Linked DNA regions of Homo sapiens: region 2 is linked to region 1. A link is an interaction called in ENCODE POLR2A ChIA-PET data of the cell type or tissue named here. Cell type or tissue: Panc1. All regions are shown on one strand.

Evidence for each region. Peaks named below come from ENCODE experiments on the same cell type or tissue, not always from the same donor. Only the 100,000 strongest peaks of a DNase experiment are listed, where the experiment ranks them.
Region 2: POLR2A ChIA-PET joins it to region 1 with 5 read pairs; 2 of 35 experiments call an interaction of 5 or more read pairs at or near these places.

The regions. Positions count from the first base shown.
Region 1 is chrX:102,899,644-102,902,143 of GRCh38, reverse strand. It overlaps ARMCX5-GPRASP2 (ARMCX5-GPRASP2 readthrough), which reads right to left. Exons shown (of 19, transcript NR_146584.3): 16 at 1,312-1,394; 17 at 1,011-1,121; 18 at 373-513. It overlaps LINC00630 (long intergenic non-protein coding RNA 630), which reads right to left. Exons shown (of 12, transcript NR_146589.1): 7 at 1,312-1,394; 8 at 1,011-1,121; 9 at 373-513. Among named protein-coding and RNA genes, the nearest start is that of RAB40AL, 36 kb to the left of the region's middle. In Panc1, CTCF peaks have their summits at 1,189, 1,392 (motif pointing right), 1,776 and 1,979; DNase peaks (open chromatin) are centred at 1,463 and 2,013.
Region 2 is chrX:102,627,601-102,630,100 of GRCh38, reverse strand. All of the region lies in intron 4 of ARMCX5-GPRASP2 (ARMCX5-GPRASP2 readthrough), which reads right to left. Among named protein-coding and RNA genes, the nearest start is that of GPRASP1, 23 kb to the left of the region's middle. In Panc1, no CTCF peak of the experiment used is centred here; no DNase peak of the experiment used is centred here.

The sequences.
Region 1 (2,500 bases):
ATGTAATATATATATGGGTCTGTTCATGAGCTTTCTATAGACATCCTTTAATCTGTATGTCAGACTCCATCAGTTATAAAAGCAAAGTTTCACGGAACATTGCAATACCCGACAGTGTAATCCTGACTCCTATCATTCACCCTTTGGATGAATGGTGTAATAATAATAAAATAAAATAAACAATAATAAAAATGCCAACAATTATAGGATACATAATAAATTATTTGCTCCAGATTATGCAACCATCAAGTGAATAGTTCCCAGACTCAAATCCAAGTCCTTCTCACCCCAAAGCCCACACAGCTAACCACTGTTCCTATATTAAATGTCCTTCTGTGGTAGACTAGAGGCCAAAAAAAGAACAGGACTCACCCCAGGTCCCATGGTCAGTTTACTGGTCTGGCAACTAGGATATAGGTTCAATGACCCCCATCTTCTGTCCAGCTATTATTCTTTGCTCTTCTTTAATTTTCCTTCTTCCTGGGGCTCAATAAATTCATTCATCATGTCACACTAGAATGAAAATAGGAGACCAGAAAGTACATGGAATCAAAAGAATAATGAGATAGAACCAACATTCACTGCTTGTCGCCATGTTTCCAGATCCTCTCGTTTCAAATCTTTTATTTTATGCAGCACAGATATTTTCTTCCGGGGCCAGCAATCTCTCTTCTAAGAATGTACCCCCAAAGATAAAATTTAAAAAGACAAAAGGCATAAACACAAGGCAATTCATGGTAGAACAATTTGTAACAGGACAAGACTAGAAATGAGACAGATGTCCACCAATAAGGAATTGATTGAATAATCTAAGGTACATCTACATCCCAGAGTTCTATGGAGGTAAAATAAGCAATGAGAATTCCCCCTTCTACTCCTTTGTAATGATTTCCAGCATAAATTGTTAAGTGAAGAAAGAAAGGTACAGAAAAATGTGTTGAGCCACTGCTGTCCAATATAGTAGGCATTGTCCACATATAGCCATTTAAATTTAAGTTGATTAAACTTACATGAAACTAAAAGTTCAGTTCCTCAGTCACATTCATCACGTTTCGGGTGTTCAACTGCCACAGTTGCCATTAGCTATTGTGTTGAACAACGTAGACAGTATATTTTCATCTCTACAGAAATTAAAATGATTTTTCTGTTATTCTCACATACAGCTCTCTATTCAGCATATAAAGAGGCTGGAATATCTATTGGCCTTCTATATCCCTTTAACCTGGAATGTCTCCTTTTCAACCCAGAGTTTCAGAACGCTCTATAGGGTGTGCATGGGCCAGAGCCCCTCCCTCCCACCTTCCTGCTCACCGATGTTCAAGCTGTAGTTCAAGCTTCTGTCACGAGGGGGCACCATTGTACCACCATTATAGAACTCTTCTGCAAAGACGTGTCTGCAAGGAGCAAAAAATACTTCTCTTAAACCACAGCTTATAAGCCTAAGTGCAGAATGATTCATTCTAATTCTGTCAAAGGAAAAAAAAACTGGTAAGTGTAAAAGAAGACTGCAAATACATATACTGTGGGGCATCCATAGGATGAAACACCAGGTAGGTCTAACACTCCTTGGCTGTTGCTGGAAGACAGAATCTTAAGTGAGCATCAGGGCAGGTGAGAGGTGACTGAGAGAGGATGACGGCACAAGGGGCAGGTCTGGGCAGCTGTGCCCCTGGAGAGGGGATGAGTGGGAGGCAGTGGTAGAAGGACCAGGAAGCCTATACAGGGGTGGGGTAATGGAGAGTGAACGAACGCCCTGCTCTCTGGAAGGGACCCTCCTACAATGTGGAAACCTCTACCAACAGAGAAGGGAAGAGATGAATCAATGAATGCGATGTAGATTTGGGGACGACAGCAAATGGAACTGCTTTAATATACACGCGAATACTCCAAACAACTGGTATTTCAGTGAACAAACCATGTTATAACATCTGTTACTGTTTGTTAGATGTACTCCTTTTCCTTAAAAAAGAACAAATGTGAAGATGGCTGCGATGTCTCCTAGTGGCCAGAGCCAGGATTGCAACTCTGAGAGCTGACTGGTGAGTTCAGCAGGGGAAAGGGAGGGATGGAGGTTGGGAGGTTGATTAATGTGATCAGCCAGTTTTCTGGAATTTTTTACGTACCTACAGGAATCCCTCTGTATCCATCATTTTTCTGGGTTATAAAAAAGTACGTTTTCGGGGATATCTAAATCTGATATTGGAAGTACAGCATCAGTCTGAACTGGGGATAATGCTGCAATTGTGAACTGTATTTGAGGTGGTAGAGCTAGAGGAGCTAGAACACACACACACACACACTTGCGTGTGAGTCAATTCATTTTTTAAAAATCTACTTTATTTCCCCAGGAAATTGAATAAATGAATGCCTGAAGTAAGGAATATATGTGTACCATACTCTTGTCAATATGTTCACAGCATATTGTTTTTAATATTTCATCAAAATACTTTTTCCTGAATATAAAATGTAAAACAATATATAAAAACACATATATGAATTG
Region 2 (2,500 bases), 270 kb after region 1:
TGTTACCTTACATGGCAAAAAGGGACTCTGCTCATATAATTAAGTTAAGGATCTTGAGATGGGAAGGCTATCCTTGATTATGCAGTTAGTCCCAACATAAGCAGAGTCATTAAAAGAGGGAGGCAAGAAGGTCAAAGACAGAAAGAGGTGGGACAATAAAATTAAAGGCTGAAATGATGTGAGAAAGAGATTATAAGCCAAGGAACACAGGCAGAAGCTGAAAAAAAGGCAAGAAAACGGATTCTCCTCTCACAGCCTCCAGAAGGAGCCAGCCCTGCTAACACCTTCACTTAAACCCAGCAAGACTAAATTTGAACTTCTGGCATCTAGAATAGTAACATAATAAATATATGTTGTTTTAAGCAATCAAATTTATGGTAATTTGTTACAACAACAGGAAAATAGGAAAAGCAGTCTGATTTTTAGGAGTAGGAAGGTATACTAGAACTGTTCTTTAGGGAATTACTTGGGAAATTGCTGGGTATATTGATACTGAGCATATCACAAAGTCAGTCCGTACTCACTCAGCCCTAAACTTGCTGCTGTGTGCCCCAAATCCTAAGGCTATAAGACAATAGCTGGTAAGACCTTGTTGAAGAACAAAGACATTACTTCAAATTTAGAGAATAGTACCAAGGCCAATTTTCAAGGCTTAGATACCTTAAGCTTGTTTATTGCTCAGAAAGGAAAGGTGAACTCATAAGTATTATTTTGTGATAAAACTGGCATACAGAAACAAAATGGATAGAAAAAAAACTCAACAAGCTTTCTACAAATATACTGACTGCTTAAATATGTTCCCTAATGTCTACTGAGTCTTTTGAAAAGTAGCAATAGCCCCCTCTTTTCCTGTGTCCTTCCTAGACCCTTTATTCTAGGAAAATGCTATTTGTAATTTTTAAGTAGGTATGGGAAAATAAATATATTATTATCAATGTTTTGTAAGAGATAACTGCTAGTATTCTTTGTACAGCAAACTATAATAGCATTTCCCAAACATCTAATTAACAGAATTTCTCCCCACAAGGATTAATAATGATGAATTATTTCCAACTAACACATATGGTGGTTGCAAACCGCTGATACACAGAGTCTATGAAAGTAGTAAAATTTTAAAAGTCTCTACCTTGTGTTTATCACTGGAATTTCAGCTTCTGCAAAATATGGATAGCCTATTTTACCACATTTATTTACCCATATATAACTTGCTTGATTCTATGACCACTGCCTTTACTGTAAGTAGTACAGTAGACTAAATAATGTATCAGCCCCCACAACATGTCAATTTTCTAATCCCTGGAATCTGCGAATATGTTACCTTACATGGCAAAAATGGACTTTGCCTATGAAATTACATCATTCACAATGTAACCTGCTAAATTTAAAAAAGCCTCACAATCAAACTGAACAGAGGCTATATAGTTCTTGCTTAAAGCTTCAAGGACAAGTGTCATCACTATCAAAATTACAAAGCCCCTTTTTGCAGAAATGGAAAAGCAGATATTAAAATTCATATAGAATTGCAAGGGGCTTCAAATAGCCAAAACAATCTTGAAAAAAAAAAAGTTGGAGAACTCACAATTCCCAATTTTAAAACATACTACAAAGCTACAATAATCAAAACAGGGAGGTACAGACATAAGGACAGATATGTAGATTAATGGAATGGAATTGAATGGCCAGAAATAAACACATCTATAGACAACTGAAGTTCAACAATGGTGCCAAGACCATAAAATGTGAAAGAATATCTTCAAAAAATATGGCTGGAACAACTAGAAAGCTACATGTCAAAGAATGAACTTGGACTCCTACCTCATGCCATATATAAAAATTAACTCCGAATATATGAAAGGCATAAATATAAGAGCTAAAATTATATTGGGCAGTGCTTCTGTTATACCTTTCATTGATAAGGAATACAAAGAAAGAAAGCTGTTCTCAAACTTGTTTTTTCTAAGGATGACATTATGGCTCCTACATGGCACTATGGTTAAGGAACTTATAAGTAAGATTACTTCTAACAAGAAATGTTCAGTCACATAAATGAGAACTCAAAAAATCAATACAACAGAGACTTCTGATTTCCAGTCTGAAATGTAAAGTGATTGGAAGTCATTACTCTCATTGTTAGTATAAGAAAAAAGCTGAACAAACTGAAAATTAACAGCTCTTCTTAGATCCATCAGAGAATTGAGGTCACAGGACAAGCCACTGCCCCCAAAATTGAGAAAAAATGTGGTTACTGAAAACCACAGCTTACTGACATCAGAATCTCAGGAGCAGACGCCCACTGCTAGACCCAGTAGTGGAAGGCTCAATGTGGACTAGCTTTACAGTTAAAATATCTGGAGGTTCCTCTCAGAGAGGCTCCCAAATCTTTGTGAGTTTTGCCTCCAGGAGCCCTGACAGGTTCTCAATATAAAGACTGGTAAAAAAAATAATAAAAATAAAAATAAAAATAAATAAAATCCCCTCATGTTTCTAGTAGGAAGACAGG